Linked DNA regions of Mus musculus: all the other regions are linked to region 1. The links are chromatin loops, found by intact Hi-C in ENCODE. Cell type or tissue: heart. All regions are shown on one strand. Each heading gives the region's core, and the rest is flanking DNA. Links, peaks and the distances in the headings are about the cores only.

The links. Hi-C counts contacts between places; a loop is a spot of excess contacts. Peaks named below come from ENCODE experiments on the same cell type or tissue, not always from the same donor. Only the 100,000 strongest peaks of a DNase experiment are listed, where the experiment ranks them.
Region 2: it touches region 1 in a loop (3-fold over the local background); 20 of 42 quality-filtered maps call a loop at or near these places.
Region 3: it touches region 1 in a loop (2.0-fold over the local background); 4 of 42 quality-filtered maps call a loop at or near these places.

Annotation. Positions count from the first base shown.
Region 1 is chr11:53,297,834-53,305,061 of GRCm38, reverse strand. Hspa4 (heat shock protein 4) reads left to right here and starts at 4,583. Exons shown (of 19, transcript NM_008300.3): 1 at 4,583-5,002. The coding sequence starts at 4,896. It overlaps Gm30525 (a long non-coding RNA gene), which reads left to right. Exons shown (of 3, transcript XR_388638.4): 3 at 1,458-1,657. In heart, for the core only: a CTCF peak has its summit at 4,735; DNase peaks (open chromatin) are centred at 4,511 and 5,141; H3K4me3 peaks cover 3,080 bases; H3K27ac peaks cover 2,722 bases.
Region 2 is chr11:53,346,897-53,354,550 of GRCm38, reverse strand. Aff4 (AF4/FMR2 family, member 4) reads right to left here and starts at 3,784. Exons shown (of 21, transcript NM_033565.2): 1 at 3,422-3,784. In heart, for the core only: a CTCF peak has its summit at 3,630; DNase peaks (open chromatin) are centred at 2,780 and 3,790; H3K4me3 peaks cover 2,968 bases; H3K27ac peaks cover 2,690 bases.
Region 3 is chr11:53,426,714-53,434,367 of GRCm38, reverse strand. It overlaps Uqcrq (ubiquinol-cytochrome c reductase, complex III subunit VII), which reads left to right and starts at 3,537. Exons shown (of 2, transcript NM_025352.3): 1 at 3,537-3,832; 2 at 5,218-6,446. The coding sequence starts at 3,679. The coding sequence ends at 5,312. Gdf9 (growth differentiation factor 9) reads right to left here and starts at 1,082. Exons shown (of 2, transcript NM_008110.2): 1 at 566-1,082. The coding sequence starts at 962. In heart, for the core only: no CTCF peak of the experiment used is centred there; a DNase peak (open chromatin) is centred at 3,297; H3K4me3 peaks cover 2,375 bases; H3K27ac peaks cover 2,257 bases.

The sequences.
Region 1 (7,228 bases), core at 2,229-7,228:
GGCAGAGGCAGATGGATCTCTGAGTTGGAAGCCAAGCCTGGTCTACAGAATGGGTTCTAGGACAGCCACAGCTACACAGAGAATCCTGTCTGGGAACAATAACAAAAACAAACCTAAATTCAAATCCAAAACTCCATCTCCCCCCAAAAAAACCCCAGAGTTTAAAACTAACTTGGGCTACATGTGACTCTGCCTTAAAATTTCACACCAGAGTCACCAAATATATTCACAAGGTTGAGCCAACATTACTGAAGTTTTCATCCTAAGGGAAACTGTAACAGTAACTGACACGTAACTCTTCAGGCTCTCTCCTCACAAGTCTGTCAGTCAGTCAGTATCCCTCAGGCCATTCCGGGTTTGTCACAGGGTGGAGTCCTGCAGTTTCTCCCGTGGAGTTCGGCTTCTTTCCTTTGTCATGTTTCAGTGTTCCTCCACGTTGTTGCTTGGATCAGTTTCATTCACGCTTGTTTGTTTTGGCACAGGGTCTCACTATGTAGACCTAGCTGGCCTTGAACTATCAGAGATCTATCTACCTCTGTCTCTGAGATCTGCGCTACCACACCTTAGTTTCATTCTCTTTTTTTGTTTTTTTGTTTTTTGTTTTCTGAGACAGGGTTTCTCTGCGTAGCCCTGGCTATACTGGAACTCACTCTGTAGACCAGGCTGGCCTCGAACTCAGAAATCCGCCTGCCTCTGCCTCCCAAGTGCTGGGATTAAAGGCTTGCACCACCACTGCCCAGCCTTCATTCATTTTTTTCCCTAAGATTTATTTATTTATTATATGTAAGTACATATGTAGCTGTCCTCAGATACTCCAGAAGAGGGCACTAGATTTCGTTATGGATGGTTGTGAGCCACCATGTAATTGCTGGGATTTGAACTCGGGACCTTCAGAAGAGCAGTCGGCGTTCTTAACCACTGAGCCATCTCACCAGCCCCTCATTCATTTTTTAAGGCTGCAGATTTCAATGTATGTGTGTGTGTTTTACATATACAATATTTATATATACATGTACATACATATATATTTATATGTACACATATGTACACACACACACACACACACACACACACACATCAGTCAAAAAATTCATTTACTGTGCAAAGCCCTTAGGTTCAAACCCCAATACTTACTAAACAACAACAAAAAACCCCACTCAGCCACTATTAGACATTCAGATTATTATTTTTTTTTTTAAAGATTTATTTATTTATTATATGTAAGTACACTGTAGCTGTCTTCAGACACTCCAGAAGAGGGAGTCAGATCTTGTTACGGATGGTTGTGAGCCACCATGTGGTTGCTGGGATTTGAACTCCTGACCTTCGGAAGAGCAGTCGGGTGCTCTTACCCACTGAGCCATCTCACCAGCCCCAGATTATTTTTACACTTATTCATTTATATGGCTATAGTTTTCTGTCATCCAAGTTGGCCTTGAATTATTCTGTTATTCTAGGGCTGGTCTGGTCCTTCTGCCACTACCTCTTGAGTGTGGGATTACAGGCATGTACATCTATGCTCTGCTCCTTTTGGCCTTTGGATGTGTTGTTCTTTCTCTCCAAGGTCTCATGTAGTCCAGGCCGTCCTTTAACTATGTAGCTGAGGTAAGTCTTTTTTTTTTTTTTTAAGATTTATTTATTTATTATATGTAAGTACACTGTAGCTGTCCTCAGATATTCCAGAAGAGGGCATTAGATTTCGTTACGGATGGTTGTGAGCCACCATGTGGTTGTTGGGATTTGAACTCGGGACCTTCGGGAGAGCAGTCGGCGCTCTTAACCACTGAGCCATTTTGCCAGCTCCTGAGGTTAGTCTTGATCTTCCCCTGCTCCTACTGCCGCAGCCTTGTAACTGCTGGTATATCAGGAGTGGGCCACTCTCCCTAGCTTACTCTCTTTTTCTAAAGGTTTGTTATGTATTCATTTATAAGACCCTATTACCCTTTCCAGTAGCATCTGGTTATTGTCTTTAGTTCAAATGTGAGGATCTTCTGGTAATTGGCAAATTTAAAGATGGTACCATTTTGGCTACTAATGAATGAAATGCCTCCAGAGGCAGCAATAAATTCGGAGAGACTCTTCTTTCAAAGAAATGGTAAGTGCTTTGTTTGCTTGGATATTAACTTTTTGGGTGATTACTCTTACTGGATCTGTCCTCTAGGAATACAAAACTTACTGTAGGCCATCCAATGTAAGGGCTGGCCAGAAGACTCTGTAGGTACCACCAGGCTTCATGTCTGAGTTCAATTCCTGGAACCCACAGTTGTCCTCTGATCTCTACATTTATACCATGGCACATAGATAAATTGATAAATGCAAGCTCAGCAGTTAAGAGCACTGACTGCTCTTTCAGAGGTCCTGAGTTCAATTCCCAGCAACCACATGGTGGCTCACAACTATCTATAATGGGATCGGATGCCCTCTTCTGGTGTGTATGAAGAGAACAATGGTGTACTCATAGACATAAAATAAATACATCTTTAAAAAAAAAACAAACAAACAAGGAGCTGGAGAGATGGTTCAGCGGTTAAGAGCACTGGCTACTCCTCCAAAGGTCTTGAGTTCAATTCCCAACAACCACATGATGGCTCACAACAATCTGTGATAGGATCTTATGCTCTCTTTTGGTATGCCTGAAAACAGCTACAGTGTGCTCATATAAGTAAAACAAAACAAAACAAAACAAAAAACCCCCAAAACCCTTTCCTGTTCAAACCTTACTAAATACTAAGTAATGTATTGCTAGTTTTCCCCTCTATCACGGCCTTTTTCTTTTGTGGAACGTCTTCCGAGTTGCCACTATTTTATGCCTATAACTCTCATTGTTAGATCAGGATTGATCAAGGTGATGTGGAAGTAAAAGGGAAGACCAACCTCTCACAGGATCATTACCACGTCTAAATCAGAACAGCTGAAGGATAGATGTTTCCTCCTTGGATGTGGAGACTGTGTCAGGGCTCTGGGCTTGGGATTTTATAGGGCAGCAGAGGAAACTTTTGGGTGGGAAGATATTTCTGCCGACCTACTTTGTGCTTTCCCATGCACATACATTTTGGTGGAGTCCTTACTATGTTGGCATCTATGCCAGGAGTCTGACATGTTGATCCCTGGTCTGGAGCTTTTCTACTCCTAAGTACCCGAAGGGAGTTTCTCAGGTGCTGGGGGCTTTAGGCTATTAACCCTCACTTATTACCTTTGACTAGAAACTCTTTGCTCTCTCCTGATGGTGATAATCCAGAGTGTGTGTGCGCGCGTGCATCCACGTGTAGAAGTGCTGTGAGGGCGGCCATGTTCTGTGAGGGCGGCCATGTGCTGCACAGAGGCTTGAGGGAGAACAGATATCCCCTGTTGCTCTCTGATGTAGTTTTTGGAGGCAGGGTCTCTCTCTGAAACTGGAGCTCTAGTTTTTGGACTAGGCTGCTAGTCAGGGAGCCCCTCCAGTTAACCTCTTGTCTTTGTCCTGCTAGGTTCTCGATGACAGATCGAGATTGGGATTCAAACCCCAGTCTGTATGGTTTCACAGCACGTATTAACTGTGGAGCCATCTCTCCCGCACGGTTTACTGTGTTGGACACCGTTAGGCACCTATGAACAAGAGGTGACAAATAAGTGAAATTTAAAAATCCTTTCAGTTTTGTGGTGTTGGGGATCCAGTCCAAGGCCCTGAGCCTGCAAGTGTTCTAGCACTGTACTCTATATCCTCAGCCACAAAACAGCCAGAAACCGGGAAACTTAGGATCTTCCTCCTGCACTCTGGGTTGGTAATAATCAGAAACGCGTTGAAGCTGGTTCCCCTCCAGCTTTCCGCAACTGGCTAACGTAGTGGTCACTATAGTTTCAGATTCTTTAGTTTAACGCAGGGTGGGGGCATGGCTGTAAGTGGGTCCCAGCACTAAGGAGAAAAGAGCTTCCGAATTTCAAGGTCATCCTTGAGGACTGTCCTGCAGGACATTCTGTCCCCTCCCCACCTACTCTATATAATAATGTGTTAGCATTCACATAAACGTGACACTGGTCTTAGACCTCCCACTCCACGGAGCATGTGATTTGGACCCTTGTGTCCAGCTCAGGGAAAACACCTAGGACTGAAAGGTCCCTCGTCTGATCACGGGAAGTGAGTGGTTAAAAGTAGGTGGAAGCGTGGCTTCGGATTCTTTTAGTTAGCGCTTGGTTTTAATACTGAGTTTTACGTAGAGCCGAGCTGAAACCCTTAGCGCCCTTAGCAGGATTAACTCGAGTTCACTGTGGGGCCTTAAAAAAAAAAAAAAAAACCCTGCAGAGAGCCTGCAAAGTCACTGCCGGAAGTCCCTCCGCGGTGACGAGCACGGCGGAAGTGGGTTCAATGCAGCTCCCCGAAGAACTGTCTCACTCCCGCTCGCCTGACTTCTGGATGGGAGGCGCCCTGCAGCTCAGGGAGGATTGTGGGGGGCTTCTCCGCGCAGGCTCAGTGGCCCACTTCGCGTCGGACCGCTTCCGTCCCCCCACTTCCTTTCACGGTTCCTGTGCCAGGACGTGACGCCAGACTTCGTCAGACGGGAGGAGCCTTGGGAGGAAAAGCGTCTGAGCCGGGGTCTCGCGAGAACGTTTCGTTTCAGCGCAGTTCTCGCGCTGCAACCTTGCTCCTGTTGCAACGAGAGCCTTCGAGATCTTCTCCGCCTCCGCGACCGGCGCCTCCTCTGCGGCCGTGGAGCCGGAGCCGCGGCCCGAGCGGTAGAGGCCCCCGTCTTTCTCCAAGCCCCAAGCCTCCTAGCGGACGGTCGTCCGGCTTCGCCCGCCCAGCCGCGGCGCTCCACCGGCCCACGCGGCTCGCCCTCTTCCACGCGCCAACCCCGCCGGGTTCCGTGTGCAGTGTCGGCGGCCGGCCCTGGGCCCGAGCCGGAGCAGTAGCCGGCGCCATGTCGGTGGTGGGCATAGACCTGGGCTTTCAGAGCTGCTATGTCGCTGTGGCCCGCGCCGGCGGCATCGAGACGATCGCTAACGAGTATAGCGACCGCTGCACGCCGTAAGTGGGGCTTGGCTGGCGGGGTCGCCTCGCTTTCCGGGCGAGGGTCCGCAGGAGACCCCCGCCGAGTGCCGGGTCGCCCGCGGCTGCCACCTGCTTCGGATCCTGGGCCTGCGCCAGGCACGAGGCCCTTTCGCGCGGGCCAAACGAAGGCTTTGAGCCGGTACTCTGATCGGCGGAGGGCAGGAGCAGGAACTGAAAGAGAAGGCGGGCCTGAGACCGTGGGATGGACCGACCGCTCTCACCTCCTTTTTTGGGGGGGGGGAGGGTTTGGGTGGTTCGGTCTGAAACGAGGTCCAGGGCTTGCTGAGCTCGTCGAATCCAATAGAGGTTCAAACTCGGCCCACGGCGAGCATTTAATAAAAGTTAACTTGCAAGATTGTGGCCTCGGGACTGGGAAGCGCTCTGAGTCCCACGTGAGTGGGGGCGGGGTGGCGCCCGGAAGATGTGGAGTCTGAGTACCCACGGCAGGCCCTGAATAAAGTCCATGCTTTTCTTGATAGCGTTTTAACTCCCTTCATTCGTTTTTGGATATTGAGTTAGGTTGGGTCATTCCTTACCCAGGCTGCTCACCTATTCCTTAACAGCGTTAGTTTTTCATGCTAATGAATTCCAGCCGGAAGGTTGCCACAATTGTTAATGCATGACTCAAGGGCTCTGTTTGACTTCTAGAACTTACATGAAGTTATGGGACCAGTATAGACAAATCTGCAAAAAAAAAAAAAAAAAAAAAAAAGACTCACTCAGAGCTTGCTGGAGTAAAAGGGAGTCTACTTTTTAGATATATGTAGGATTTTTTCCCCCACATTTAGCCCAGGATGACCTAAAATTTTCATTCTGCTTCTGTCTGCTAGAATCTGGTATTACAGGTGCGTTAAAATTTTATTTATCTGGCGCTGGTGGCACAGGCCTTTAATCCCAGCTCTCGCAGGGAGGCAGAGGCAGGCTGCAGTGAGTTCGAGGCCAGCCTGGTTCATAGAGACCATTTCAGGATAGGCAGGGCTACGCAGAAAAGAAAGCTTTGTCTTAAAAAAGATGTTAATCTACTGAATTCCTTTAGGTAAACTTTGGAAGAAGCTCTGTTGTTTTTGGGTTCACAGTCCCAGATCATTGTTTTTATCTTGTTTTTAACCAACCTTCTGAGGCCAGTTTCCTGTCTCCCAGACTGTTTTGAAATAACTTTGTGTCTGGGAATGACTCTTAATCCTCCTCCCTTCATCTCCCAAGTGTACAGGTGTGCAGGCACAACACCCAGTTTGCTGTACAGTGGGGGCTTGAAGCCAGGGCTTCATGCATACAAAACAAGCACTCTACCAAGTAAGCTATTGCCTGGCACCCAATTCTCGAGTTTGGTGCCACAGAGCTCTGGTACCATTATCAGAGTCAGTTTTCAACGTCCCTTCCCACCCCAGTACCAAGCTCTCTTCCCATTTGTCCTTTTTAAGCTAGGTATTATGAGTAGTCTTTGTTTGTTTGTTTCTTTTTTTTGAGACAGGGTTTCTCTGTGTAGCCCTGGCTGTCCTGGAACTAACTCTGTAGACCAGGCTGGCCTCGAACTCAGAAATTCGCCTGCCTCTGCCTCCCGAGTGCTGGGACTAAAGGCGTGGGCCACCACACCTGGCAGTATGAGTAGTATTTGTACAGAGGTATCTTGTACTGGCATTTGAAAAGTTAAACATTTTTGCTTCTAGTCATTTTAGCACTAATTTCGTATTTGGTAATGATGCTGCTGGTTCCTCACTTTTGGGAAGATCATCTTTCCAAGAAATTTCAACAGTCTGAGCTGAAGATTTGGCTCTTTGGGCAGAGCCTTGACCTGCAGAAGCCTGAGGCTTGGGAAACACTGCTCCTACCTAGCCTTCCTTTAGATTGCCTGAACCTGCTCCTCTCTTAGATGGCAGCTGTGGCAGTTTGCCATGAGTTTCATTATTTGAAACTTTAGGAGTTGTTTTCTGCTGGCAGTTAAATTTGCATAAGGACTGAATAGGTCATTAATCCTGTGATTGTGCACACTGCATGCATACTTCCTTTGCCTTAGTTTTCCTATGTATTTTATTTTTTTTTAAAGACAGGCTACATAGCTGTGGCTGCTCTAGAACTCAGTGCAAGACACTGCTGGGAGTAAAGGTGTGCACCACCACACCCGACTGTATTTTTTTTTTTATATGACAAGGCCTGACTCTTAGGCTAGCTTTTGAGGGAACTACAGAACTGCAGCCTCCTGAG
Region 2 (7,654 bases), core at 1,365-6,364, 50 kb before region 1:
AATTCCAACATCTAAATAAAACTAAATTGAACCAGAACTAAATTGACTTGGCTCTCCTTCTCTCTGTGTGTCAGTATCACTAAAATTCTCAAGGTGTGGTCATGTCTATAGTCCTAGAACTCAAGAAAGAGGCTGAGACAGGAAGAGAGCTGAAAGTTTGAAGCCAAAATGACACAGAAGACTTGTATCAAACAAAACAAACAAAATAAAAACTGCCAGTGAAAATGAACATCAAGCTAAATGGATCAGGTGGTAAGGCAAGAGTTAATTAGAGGGATATTTTCAAGGCCAGCCTGGTCTACAGAGGAGTTCCAGGACAGCCAGGGCTACATAGAGAAACCCTGTCTCAAAAAACCAAAAAAGGGGGAAAAAAAAAAAAAAAAAAAGGATATTTATTATTGTTATCCCATGTACTAGATAGTGTCACTCCAAATGTAACAAGATGGCTAATAAGAGTAACAAAGTAACAAAGAAGTGTATCTACTCAGATTTGAACCTTTAACTACAATGTATTCACAGTAACAACTAGCAAACACTCTCCCAGAAATGAATTCATTGTTTCAATTTTTCAGAGGAACTAAAAAAAGTAAAAATATGAGGACTACAGAAAGCTGCAAAATCTTATTTATAACATGTAGCAAAGATTTTTATCTAGAATGTTTGTGGAATCTAGACATGCTTGTAATTTGGGAGGCCAAATTAAAAGCTGGGTATAGTAGTACAAACCTTTAATCTCAGCACTTGAAAGGTAGAGACAGGTGGATCTCTATGAGTTCAATGCCAACCTGGTCTACATACAGCAAGTTTCAATCCAGTTGTGGATACAAAATGAGATCCTGTCTCAAAAACAAACAAAACGGGCTGGTGAGATGGCTCAGTGGGTAAGAGCACCCGACTGTTCTTCCGAAGGTCCAGAGTTCAAATCCCAGCAACCACATGGTGGCTCACAGCCATCTGTAACAAGATCTGACGCCCTCTTCTGGAGTGTCTGAAGACAGCTACAGTGTACTTACATATAATAAATAAATAAATCTTAAAAAAAAAAAACATATCTTTAAAAAAAAAAAAAAACAAACAAACAAAACAAAAACCTTTGATTTTTATGAAAGGCACTACAAAAAAGGGGGAAGTTTCCATACATTTTGAACTCCATTTTAGGCCAATAAGTAGTCAAGAAGAAGAAATACCTGTTAAACACCTGTTTTCTTTGTTCTTTTCAGGTACACATAAAACCATGACTTCTACCTTACTACCTCAAAAATAAATAGATTAATAAATAAATAAATAAGTAGAGCCATAGCTTTTAGCAGTCTTCATCTTCCATAGCACTTTCTGAAGCTAATCCCCATTTCCCTCCTTTCAGATACTGATCACTTACTTGTTCATCTAACTTTAGGTTACCTGTAAACTCTTAGATCGGATAGATAAACTATTCCAACCTCAAAATGCTATCAAATTCAATCTAACTACATAAATACTGGAGAGGATAGAGAGTTAGAATAAACTCACTCTGAAGACACTACAGTAGATCTTTAAGAAAATCACAACATGCAAGTGGAATCATTGTTCCAAAAGGGATGCAGTAACCTGAAGACAGAAGAGACCACATGAATCTGAATGTAAAACTATGACATACAGAACATTAACTAAAATAAAAACATTCTCTTTATAGGAATTAATCACACAACTTCACCAAGCACTGTATGTCACCTTACACCCCCAAACTGTGCAGCTTGATCCAAATCACACACCTCTAAGCCCACCCCACCCCAACCAAACAGTAGAGATTTGGCTTTTGGCTATTCTCAAGACTCCCTACCTTGTCTCCACCTGAAGCAAAATTTTACTTAAAATGTGCCTACTGTTCCTACAGAGCCAACAAAAATCAGCCTGCAGATAGCCACAAACTGAATGACAACTGCTGGTATTCATTTAAAAAGAAAAGAAAACAGACTGCGTCTAGGTTTTCAGGAAGTTCATCATGAAAGGCAACTTTTTGAAAATAACTTTTTAAAAAACAACTTTTTGAGACTTTTTGTTTGGAGACTGAGGGCTGCGAAAGTTAGTGACAATAAGGAACATAAACCTGAAGAAGTTGAAGAAGCCAGCTTTGTTAAAAACCAAGTGGCCACTTGCCAACACTTCTTTACGCATATGTGACCAAAGACGACAGAGTCTAGGCTTCCTCTTGGTCCACATCAGCTTCTCATCAAATCTCGAATTAAAAAGAATCTCATAAACATTTCAATACTGATAAGTTAAAAGGACCATCCAAACAAAAGAGTTTATAAAGCTTCGGAGAATCAACATGGAAACAAAGCTTTAAGCTTTGAACCTCCCCCCACCACCACCTCGGCTCCACAAAAAGCACACATTTTAAATGTCACACAAACAGCCTATTCACGGGCACCTAGGGCTTAGATTCCGGCACTGGAAAGGAGGCTAGCTTCAGTTTAAAACCTCAGCGGGGAAGAAAAACCAGAATTCTGACTTGCAACTGACGAAACTCGGAGAACCCTGAATCGAACTCTTGGTTCGAACTTCACTCACAACCATTTTCAGATCAGGGCTCTCGACTCCCCATAAAGGTGTCATCTGTGAATGAAAAGCCTAATAAGGAGACCCCACAAACACCCTGGGCTCCTGTACCCCATGATCCGTTCTCAGAGAGTGGGAAGCAACAGCAAAGTGGAAGGAACAAAGCACTGACGTCAATTACGAGATTAACCCTGCGCACAGGCAGCTGGGGAGGCCTAAACATCAATACCCAAAGCCCGGCCATGGCGATCGCCAGGTACCAGGCCGGTTCCGAGCGGGAAGGAGGGTTTCTCCTATTCCAACCCAGGTTCCCATTTTTCCACTCAAACCCCATCGACCATCAAGGACGGAAATTAACACCCCCCCAGCCTCCCCCCCTTTTTTTTTTCTTTCGGTGGAGGGGAGGTGGGAGAGTGGGGGTGGGGGGAGGTGCGCAGGATCGCGAGAAGGAAGGCGAGAACTAGTTGAGAAATGATAGCCAGAATCTGGGCCTATTTTCTCTTTAACTAGGAATGACTTGAGTCAGACGAAGGAAAAATTTTTCAAAGGATAAATCCGCCGACCGAATCAAAGGGAGGAATGGAGGAAGGGACAACGGGGGGGGGGGGGGAGGAAAAAAAGAAGAAACGGCCAGATGATGGGCGTCTGGAATGTCGGATGGGAACGGCTTGGCCTTTAAAGAAAAAAAAAATGATTTTTCTTGTTTGAAATTGATTTCGGAGAGAAAGTGGGACGAGAAAACGTAGGGCGAAGCCGGATCCAGGGGCCCCCCGCCCCGCGGGTCTCCGCCAGCGTCAGCGGCCGGAGCCTCGCCTTCCCCGCGGCGCGGCCGCGCCTCAGACGTCAGTCAGTCAGTCAGGCAGGCAGTCAGGCGGCTTCTCACCTCCAGTCCCCGCTCCGCTAGGCCCGAACCATTTCCCGACCGCGGCTGCGGCGGCGGCGGCGCCCGGCCTGCACCTTCACCGGACGCGCATTCGGGCCCGCCCAGGAGGCGGCGACCGGCTGCCTGGGGCGAGGGGCAGCGGCCGATCCGGAGGCCACGGGGAGCCGAGGCGGCGCACCTCACACCGCGGACGCCAGGGTTCCGCCCCGCTCCATGACGGCCCGGCCGAGCCCCGGACGGGTGACTGAGGCGGGGGCGGGCTGACGGGGCCCTGGCACCAAGATCCCCGCCCCGTCCGCTGGGGGCGGCGGTGGCGGCGGCGGCGGCGACGACTCGACTCCCGCAGCCGGGACTGGGACTGACGCAGTGGCCGCGGCCCATGTGACCAGGGCCGGGCTGCTGCGAGCGTCACGTGACCAGGCCGCGCCCCTCCCGCAGGCAGCGCGGGGGCTGCGGCCCTGCTGCTGCTCTGGAGGCGGCGTCGGCGGGGCTGACGCGCGGGCTGACGTGCGGGGGCGCCTGGGCCCGGGGCTGGGGAGCGGGGATGCGAAGCGCGGGTCGCAGCAGGTTCCGCGGGGCCGCACCAGCGTCAGACCCGGGGACAGAACCCGGCCCGGGGCACACGCCCTCCTGCGCAGCCCGCTAGGGAGGCGCCGCGGGGCGGGGCGCAGCCCGGCCGACCGGTTTTGGGGTGCAGGTGAAGGCCCAGGCCCTGCCGCCCGTGTCCCGCAGCGCACCGCAGGAGTAGAGAGGGAAGGATGACGTGGAGGTCCGCAGCGACGTCGTCCACTGCTGCGTGTGACTTACTGTGGGAGGATAAGCCGGCCCTGCATCGTCTTAAAAAAATAAATAAATAAATAAATAAATAAGTAAATAAATAAATATCAGCCTCTGTGGGCTACTTAGTGGATTCAAGGCCAATCTGAGCTACTAAGAAAACCCTGTCAAAACAACACACGGCGACACACACACACACACACAAACACCATCGCTCTTAACATCCTGCTAGTCCAGACAAGCCATAATTTAATTGGAATCAGTAATTAGACAAAGTTTTAAGGTTTCCTAGAATCCAGTAATAGTAGCGCAAGAAAAGTGTCCTCTTCCTCTACATCTGAAAAACATACAATCCTGTCATTGGTGTCCCATGTCTCTTATCTGCTTTCTTTATTTGATGGTACCTCATGCAGATTCTCCACCTCTAACATCTTGAAACACTTCACTCGTTATTTGTAGTTTGTAATTTCACAGTTTGGAAATCCACTCAACTACACACGAGTTCTAAGCCATGTCTCAAAACCACTATCGAGGTATGGTCTGGCGCACACCTTTAATCCCACCACTCTGGAGGCAGAGGGAGGAAGATTTCTGTGAGGCTGATATACATATCCAACACTGGGCAGGTCAAGGATATATAGTGAGAGCCTGTCTCAAAAAGAAAAACACTAAATAAATCTTAAGTTTTACATAGGGTTTCCTCTGTGTAGCCCTGGTTGCCCTGGATCTCACTTTGTAAAACAGGCAGGCTTGGTGCTCAGAGATCTGCCTGCCTCTACCTCTGCTTCCTAAGTGCTGGGATTAAAGAAGTGTATCAGTGTGCCTGGCCATCTTTTCTACTTCCTTATGAAAAATACTGGTGGTGGTGAGATAGTTCAGTGGCTTAAAGGCACTTGCCCACAATCTTGGTGACCTAAATTCTATCCCTGTAGCACACATATATATCTTTCCTTAACAGGTACATTCACACATCACACTCACATATAGACAGCCACTTGAATGCTACAACAGGGGCCCAAACTGAGGATGGAGACACATGGATGTAATCTCAGCTACTCTGCAGCTTGGGGAAGGAGGATTGCAAATTCAGCAAATATTCCTAAACTGTATAGCAAGTTTGAAGCCAACTTAAGTAATTTAACAAAGTCCTGTTTCAAACTAAAAAAAAAGGGGGGGGGAGGCATGGGAAAGGGCTAGTTATTACTTTGGGGAGGCAGAGTTCTGTGTTCATCTGGCTGGCCTCCAATTTGGAGATCTGCCTGCCTCTGCCTCCCTAGTGCTGGGATTAAAGACGTGCACGACCACTGCCTTCCCATAGTTACTTTTCTTGTTGCTGTGATGAAGCAACTTGATGAGGGATGACTGGCTTGCTATTTGAGACAGTACAATCTTCTGTGTTGGCCAGGGACGATATGGTAGCTAGAGCCTAATGCAGTTGTTCACATCTGGGCAGATCAGGAGGGAGAGAGATAAAAGCTGGGACTCAGCTACTGTCTCATTTTCCTCGTTTTATTCACTCTGGTACCCAAGCCCATGAGATGGTGCCGGCTACATTCAGGATGGTTCTTGTTCCTCAGTTAATCATCTCTGGAAACACAAGGCAGAGACACACCCAAAATACCTCAAAAAATGCCCCAGGCATTTATTTCTTAATCTAATCAAGTTAACAATAAAAATTAACACAGCATGGTGTGATGGTACCCTCCTTTAGTCCCAACACTTGGGAGACAGCCTCAGGAGAGCCTAGAACTCACTACATAGCAGACTTGAATTTCTGGTTCTCCTGCCTTTGCATTCCTGTGCTGGGATTACAGATATGCACCCTTTTGCTTGACTTAACAGTTCTAACTTTGTTCAAAGATCTGAGACTTGGGTCAGTCTTCCTAGATGCTCCTGTAAAATGAAAAACAAGTTATGTTCTTCCATTAAACAATGGTGTGGAGAAAGCATTCACATTCCAGAAGTGGGGAACAGGAAAACAGCCAGAAAAGATCAGACCAAAGCAAAACCACATTGCAGCAGGGCTAATGTCCACTCTTGCAGCTCCATGTTCAGTATGCAGGGCTTGTAATGGCTCCTCTAAATTACCATAGGCTTGTGGAGTCTGGGAGGAGGCATAGTGGGAAAGCTGGGAGAAGAGTGCTTGCCTTTTATCAAAGTCATGTATTCCATCCCAACGTGGCAAAAACAAGTGTGACATTGCATGCCTATAATCTTAGCACTCAGATGTGGAAGCAAAGGGTCAGGAGTTTAAGGTCATCTTCAGGTGCAGAGTAAGTTCAAAGCCAATTTAGGACACTAGAGACACCTTAACCTCCTCCCCCAGAAAAGAGGTTTTCAAGATATCAGTTCAGTCAAGTTAGTGATTCATTAAAAACGGTTTTTGTTTGTTTGAAATAGTCGCGTATAGTCATGTGTAGTTTTTTTTTTTTTTTTTTAAAGATTTATTTATTTATTATATGTAAGTACACTGTAGCTGTCTTCAGACACTCCAGAAGAGGGCGTCAGATCTTGTTACAGATGGTTGTGAGCCACCATGTGGTTGCTGGGATTTGAACTCTGGACCTTCAGAAGAGCAGTCGGGTGCTCTTACCCACTGAGCCATCTCACCAGCCCTCATGTGTAGTCTTGAGTCCAGGTATTACCACACCTAACCTTTCGGTCTCTACCTCCTGACTGCTGAGATTGAATTCGCACCCCACTATGCCCAGCTTTAAGCGATTTGTCAATGGCATGTATAATGGCAACAGTTTCTAGAGATACATTTGTTTAAAATGTTTCTAAGGAACTTTGTTTCATTTAGTTAATCTGATCCTAGATTGGTTCCTGAGATGCCCCAGATATGGGTAGAGGCTGATGAGCTAAAACTATAGACTTGAGCTGCAGAAATGACTCAGCCAACCATTAATATCACTAGGTGCTCTTTTTAGAGGGTTCAGGTTTGGTTTCAAACACCCACATGGCCCCTCACTACTGTCACTCTAATTCCAGGGGATCTGACACCCTTTTCTAGCCTTGTTGGGGCACCAGTATGCATGTGGTGCACAGATACACATACATGCAGAACATTCATACACACATTCACAAATCTAAAAATACCGGCAATCTAGCCAGGCAGTGGTAGCACTTGCCTTTAATCCCAGCACTTAGGAGGCAGAGGCAGACAGATTTCTGATTTCGAGGCCAGCCTGGTCTACAGAGTAAGTTCCAGGACAGCCAGAGCTATACAGAGAAACCCTGTCTGGAAACCCTCCCCCCCCCCAAAAAAAAATGAAAAAAAAAAAGAAAAAAAAAACAGCAATCTAAGCAATTGCTTAGTCATGGATCTAAGCAATCTTTGTCATACTAGGTCACAGTTCAGATGTGTTTTAACCATCAAAAAAGTTTACCGTCTTGATTGTGAGATTTTCGGAAAGTTACAAGGTTACAACTTGGAAAGTAAGTTAAAGATTACAT
Region 3 (7,654 bases), core at 955-5,954, 130 kb before region 1:
TGGAATCCCAGCACTAGAGTGACTGAGCAGGAGAGTCACTGCAAGTTTGAGACAGTCTCAAAAAATAAAAAAAAATTTAAAAAAGGAAACTCGAACAAGATAAAATCTATTAGTTTCTTAACTAAAGATGCTGTAGGAAACAAATAAAACAGTGTTATCAATGCTATTGGCCAGGGATGTAGTAGCAGAGGGCGTAGCTAGCATATGTGAACCCCTTGCCCTCAATTTAATCCTTAGTACCACCACACCAAAACAAAAAAACAAAAAAAAAAAACTTTAAACTTTTTAAAAAGTGCTAACTTTAAAAGAAAAAGTTTGTTTCAGTTGGACACTGAGAATCATGCAAAATAGAATTCACAGGATGGTGAAAACCTGTGTGATTCCAGTACTTAAGGAGCCGAGGCAGAAGGATGCAGAGTTCTGAGTACAGACTGGGTAACAGGGGTAGATCCTGCCTCAAAACAAACCAAGGGACCCAAATCAAAGTGTGGCTCCTTCTGGTAACAGAATCGGTAAAGCCTCTGTCTTTTCTCCCAGCCCAGTTGAGCAACCTCCTCTTACCCACCTGTCACCTGGTTGCTGGGTGCCTGCTCTTGCTGGGCACAGGGACTGAAGAGCCGGACGGTATTGTAGAGGTGACTTCTGCTGGGTTTGGGAACCCCCTCTTTGGTAGCATACGTCTTATAGAGCTTTTTCATGTAGTAGAGTGCTCTGGAGTCAGGCTGCAGCTTAGGGGTCTCACCTCGCCTATCAGATAGAACCTTAAAGAGGGGGGGCAAGAGGCCAGACCTGTCAGTCCCATCTACAGGCAGCAGCAAGGACCAGGGGTCTGCCTCAGACTCCACATTTTCACTGGCTCCACTCTGGGATTCTTCAGTAGAAGCCTGAGAGCTAAGGCTACTAAGAAAACACAGCCAGGCAAAGCAGCAAACCCCCAACAGGAAGTTGCTGGGAAGTGCCATGACTTGGGAGAACTAAGAAGGAACGCATCTCCTCGTGCCAGTCTTCTTTCTAAAGGTCGGGGAGGCCCTGGCGTGGTCCTTAAATAAAATCTAGGTGTGGAAGACTGACTTCACTTCTGTAATCAGACCTCAAGCATGCCTAGCTGTACATTGTTTCTTATCAGCTCTACAGCAGTCAGCTGACAACACGGTTTTATCCAATTTGTTCTCATTAGATACAGATTTATCTACTTATTTGGCTTTCTTTCCCTGTTTCTCCTGGACATTTATTTCAAACCCACCAAGTATCGTCACCCTAGTGGACTACTTATATAGGTGAGAGCCCAACAGAAACCCAAGGAATTATAAAACAAAACCTCTTAGGGCTGGAGATGTGACTGCAGAAGTATTAGGTTTATTTTTTCCTCTTGATTCATCGTCTATCTCCACAGCTCCCACGTCCAGGTGGTTAGAATAACTGATGGCTTACTGCACAGTGAATCAGAGAAACAAAGTCACAATGGGTTCTGAAATTCCAGTGATGTTAGGCTGTTCAGCCTGTCCAGGTGGCTTAGTAGAGGGGTTGTAAAGTTGGCCCAAGACAACAGCTACTTGCAATGTGCTTTGAAAAAGGACATCAGGGCCCAGGTGTAGAGGTTCACGCCTTTAATCCCAGCATTCAGGAGACACAGGCAGGTGGATCTCTGTGGATTCAAGCCAGCCTGGTCTATATAGAGAGTTCTAGGACAGTCAGAGCTACATAATTTTGAGAGACCCCATCTCAAAATAAAAAGAGGACATCACCTTTAACTTTGAGCAATTAAAACATACAATGTCTTGGGGCCAGAAAGATGATGGATGACCTGGCAGTTAAGGGCACTGGTTGCTCTTCTTAGAACAACCATTTATAGCTCCACTTCCAGGGGAGCCAATGCCTTTCTCGGGCATCCTTAGGAATACAAAACACCCATTATAAAATGAAAATAAACAATTAAAAAAAAGCCACAATATCTAGCTGGAATGGCAAGATAGCAACTTGCCGCCAAGCCTAACGACCAAAAGTCATCCAGTCCTAAAGGCCTAACTTCAACCCCTGTGATCCACAGAGAAAAAGGGAGAAGAGACTTCTACAGCTCGTCTTCTGACCTACACCCCTAGCACTTACATACCAAATACATATTTTAAAATGTAGTGACAGTACAATATCCTGATGCCCTTGTTTTGGTCTACAATTCACTTGACTATACTTTGGTTGAAAAATCTTGAGACATCAGCAAATGCAATTAAATAGACATCGTATTTATTCTTTAACCAACCACCCAGATGGCAGAAATCAGGACAGTGTTTTAGTCCTTGATTAAAGTATTTGTGTCCCGGCCTTGGAGGTGAGATCAAGCTAGATAATGTTTAAGGAAAATGGGGGCAGGGTGGAGGTGGGGGGGAGAATGTGCAGGTGCACCATGAAAGGCTATCTAGCACCCCTTGGAAGGAGACTATCTCTTGGGAGAAAGTCAAAACACACTAATGACACAGGATAAAAAAAAAATCAGTTTGCCCAGCACCAGATAGATAAGGCTGAAGTACTCTTGCAAAACTGAAGCTCACCGCCAAACTGCCCCAGTTTGATTGCCAGATTATTTACAGCCAGTTAACCCATTTACAGCCACTGAGAGGAGGAGAAAGGGCGGTGAGTCCCACAGGATAATATTAGCTAGGAGAATGAATGCACTTTAGAGAAAACATAACAGTTCCTTAGAGAGTGGGGTCTGGGTTTGATGACACACTCAGCCCAAACCCACCACTTTCTCCTTGGCTCCCATCACCACTATGTGCGTCTGACAACTGCCACACTCGTTCGTGGCTGAACTGGGAGAAACGTTTATGTCACATCTTGGACAAGTCTACAGCCTGCCAGTGGCTTGCTAGGCAGTGTGTACCAAAGCTCTAGATCCGTGTCCTTAATTTTGTACTGTGGTCAGTGAAGGCCCTTTTGGTTATGAGGACCACATATACCTGGTGGAGAGTAAGGGACAGCAGAAGAACGAGGAGAACAAGTCTTTTTGTTTTTTCTTTTTAATTTTTGAGCAGCTGCCGGCTGTTATGCAAAGGCCTGGTACTGAGCGGAAAGGACCGCCTCTTGGAACACCCAGGTGCTCCTAAGCCACGCCCATCACCCTAATCCGCGCCCCATGCACCTATAGGCCCCGCCCCGTGCACCTCTCGACGGGGGACCTTACGGACGTATCCACCTAAGATCCCCAGGGTGGCTAATAAGCCCCGCCCACTTGCTTGGCACCCCTCCCACCAAGCCACCATTCCTCTTCAAGCCCCGCCCCTTGGCAACATCAACCTCTCCCGTGCGTTCACTACTTACCGTAAGCCCACAAGCACCTCTATAAGCCCCACCCACGTGTCGCTAGAAGCGCCTCTAAGCTCCGCCCAGCCCTCTTGGTACTGGTCCTTTCCGGCTACACGAAGGTCAGGCCACGCCCACTCAGGTCAACTGACAATTTTTTTTTTGAGTCTCCCCCTTGAGATCGAAAGAAAATGGTAGTTCCCGGAAATGACTTCACGTTCTCTAGGCTCGGCTTCCGCTCCTCCCGGAAGTGACGGGCGAAAGCCGGCTCAGAGCTCTGGAGGTAGAGGTGACCGATCCTGGGGGTCGGTGTTAGGCCGTGGGAGGTTTTTCGCGAGACTGAGCCACGCGTCTATCTTCTGTCCCAGGGCCGCCGTCACCATGGGCCGCGAGTTTGGGAACCTGGCGCGGATACGGCACGTGATCTCCTACAGCTTGTCGCCCTTTGAGCAGCGCGCCTTCCCAAGCTATTTCAGCAAAGGCATCCCCAACGTGCTGCGCCGCACTCGCGAGCGCATCCTGCGCGTGGCGCCGCGTGAGTGCGGGGCGGGCGGGGTACAGCCGCGCACCTCTCCTTCCGACGCCCTCGCGGGGCAGACGTGGAGGAGTTCTTATCATATCGAAATGACTGGCCTAAGGTCACTTGGGTGACTCCAACGGCTCCCTCTGAGGTCATCGCTGGCCACTATCTGTGATGAAAGGCTGATGCAATCAGTGTCTTGTGTTAGATGTGCGGCCGATTTTGCTGTCGGTTTCATGGCATTGTGAATATCCGTGAAGGTGCACTTAAATTTGATGGAGAGGTTGAGGCCCGATCTTGCTGTAGAAGCCAGGCTGGCCTTAAACTTGAGATTTTACTGCCCTCTCCTCGGGACTGTTGGCTGGAATTGTAGGCATGCGCCAGCACAACAGTACTTTTTAAAATGGTGAAGATTATGTTAGGTAAATTCCGTGATTTTTTTTTTTTTAATTTGGTGTTAACTAGGAAAGCGAAGGCCACATCTTCCTGGGCTGATATCTTTGTTTTGGTTGCTTATAAAATGGTTGTGTACTATAACCATTTTGAACCTCTTATTAAAAGTAGTTTCTGGTCATAATGGTGTCTACATTTAATCCCCAGCAATCCTGAGACAGAAGCAGGTGGATCTATGTAGTTTTGAGGGAGTTCTAGACCAGCAAGGGCCTTATACTGTGAGCTTGTCTTAATACAGCAACAGAAACTTAGGGCTGGGGATGGTTCAACATCTTTCCTGCTCTTTCAGAAGATCCAGATTCCATTCCTAGCACCCATATGGTGGCTTACAATCATCTGTGACTTAAGTCCTGAGGGATTTGCCATTCTCTTACTCCCTTAGTCACCTCGGTATGCCCTGAGCCACAGCACGCACGCATGCCTTTAATCCCAGTGCTTAGGAGGCAGAGGCAGGCAGATCCCTGAGTTCATGGACAGCCAGGCTTACACAGAGAAAGAAACCCTTTCTCCAAAACCAAACAAACAGTTGAAGCTAGGGACAGTAGAAGGACAGGCAGAATTGGTTGAAAGTCAGAAAGGAGGACATGGACTGACAGAGGTGGGTGGATCTCTTGTTTGAGGTCTGTCTGTCCACTCAAGGAGGCCATATCAAAAAAGGAAAAAAAAAAAAAAAAGCCAGAGAGCTGGGGCACTGGTGGTTGTGGTACAGGTGCCTGTTCATGTAAATGACCCAGTGTGGTTCCTCCCAGCACCCACATGGTGGCTCACAGCCATCTATATAACTCCAGTTCCAGGGCACCTAACATCTTCTTGCCCCCAGGGAGCTACATGCATATGTATGATCAGACATGCATGTAAACCCCTCCCCCCCCCACACACACAATAATAATAAAATAGAAACTTTTTAAAATGTCTGTACTCATGGCTTCCTCTCTTGATCCCTACAGCGTTTGTAGTGGTCTACCTGATCTACACATGGGGCAACCAGGAGTTTGAGCAGTCGAAAAGGAAGAATCCAGCCATGTATGAAAATGACAAGTAGACGGCCTGCACCTGGGTGACAGTCCCCTGCCTCTGAAAGACCCTTCTCTGGGAGAGGAATCCACACTGTAGTCTTGAAGACAATAAACTACTTATGGACTTCCCTTTGTGACTTTGTGTGCTTAGTTTGAGACAAGGTCTCACTGTGTGTCCCTGACTGGCCTGCGTCTCCTGAGAAATCTGCCTGCCTCTGCCTGCTATGTCATGGCGATCACCACCATGCCCAGCACAACGTTGTTTTGGCAATATGCAAGTTCATGACAATCCCTTTCTCAGCACAAGCCCTGCAGGGGCTGTGGTAGCTATGCATAGCGTGGAACCTGGAGTGCAGGGTCCCAACCCTCTGCTCCCATCACATCCTTAAGGTCTAGGGACAACACTGTAATCAGGGTGTCAGGTGGACTTGCTAGACACAGATGAACTTTTAACTCGGCAGCCTTTGAAGTAAGCATTCTAATCCCTTTGCTGATGAGGAATCAGAGTTTAAGTACTTTGCCCAGAATCATATGACTGAGTTGGTAGAGCCAGGTACCAGTGTGTGATCTTAAAAGCAAGCCATGCTGCCTTCCTTAGGTAGGGAAGGCCTTCCTTAGCCTAAGGGATTTCATCTTTGAAAGGAAAGCATGAGACATTCCCTTGACTGCTACAGCCAAGGTCAGGCAACCATGGTTGGTTATCTGTCATGTTGCCAATCCAACAGTGGCTTTTAGTCATATGTGGACCACAGAGGCTGAAAAGATCTATCACTTTGTGGAAAAGATATACCACCTGCTCTAGATATACACCTTTGGGTGTCTTTAGTTTCTCCTCACCTAGAGATGATAGGGTGGGTGTGGTTGGCAATCCTGAGCTGGCCCTGTCATTTGGTTAAGGACTGTAGCAATTTACAGTCCAGTCGGACTCTGAGACTTTTTTGCCTGATGATCGCTAGCTAGTACTAAAAGTTCTCAGAAGAGAGCAAATGACTTCCAACAATAGTTGCTTAGACTGTGAGGCAAATGGGAAATAGCTATGTCTGACAGTCATACACCCACACCCTTAGAACACTGGTTCTCAACCTCCCTAATTCAAGCCTTTAATACAGTTCTTCATGTGGTGGTGACCCCAACCATAAAATTATTTTGGTTGCTACTTCATAATTAATTTTGCTAGTGTTATAAGTTATAATGTAAATGTATTTTCCCGTAGTCTTTGGTGATCCTTGTGAGAGGGTTGTTTGATCCCCAAAGCGGTTGTGACCCACAGGATGAGAACCACTGCCTTAAATTGTCATTTCTGCAGCCTTAAGTGTCTTATCTGTAAAATGTATCAACAGAAAGTGCTGAGGTTGTCTGTATTGGAGATGGCGAAATGAGTGACCCCAAGAGCTGACACCATACCCAGTCCAGTTTCCCTGTTTGGCTCTGTCCAGATTTATTCTGAATGGTCTAAACAAATGAATCAGAGACTCTTAAGAATCTGAAATAGCTACTAGGCTTGGTGGTGTATGCCTTTAATCCCAGCACTTGGGAGGCAGAGACAGGTGGGCAGGTTTGAGGCCAACCTGGTCTACAAAGAGAATTCCAGGACAGCCAGGGCTACACAGAGAAACCCTGTCTCAAGCCAAAAGCAAACCAAAAAACCATTCAGAAATAATCTGCAAAACCCCAAGGAGGTGGAAGTATAGCTATATCCATCTTGTCTTTGGACACAACAGCTCAGAAAACTCTTTGCTGGGCAGTGGTAGCACATGCCTTTAATCCCAACACTTAGGAGGCAGAGGCAAGAGGATTTCTGAGTTCAAGGCCAGCCTGGTCTACAGGTCTACAGAGTGAGTTCCAGGACAGCCAGGGCTACACAGAAAAACTCTGTCTTGAAAAACCAAAAAAAAAAAAAAAAAAAAAAAAAAAAAAAAAAGAAAACTAACTTCTCTTAGCCCAGAGCAGATGAGTCTCTTGGGCTGACCCTTTAAAAAAATATATTACTGTATGTGTGTGCATGTGTCACAGTGTGCGTGTGGAGGTTGGAGGACAGCTTTGTGAGGTCACTTCTCTCCGTCAACCTTTATCTGAATTCCAGGGATCAGACTTGCAGTGCCATCCCTCTGAGCATTGTGAATCGGCTCTGATGTTCAGGGTCCTGCTCATGGCTGACAGTGTTAAGGCTATTTTCGGCCTGTTCCTCACAGACTCTTCCCCTCTGAGCTGTGTGAGTGTTCAGTGGAGCTGACTTTACGTGATGGAGGACCTGCAGGGAGCTGAGCTGTCTGTCAGTGTCCAGTGGAGCTGACTTTACGTGATGGAGGACCTGCAGGGGTCTGAGCTGTGTAACAGTGTCCAGTGGAGCTGACGTTTCATGACAGAG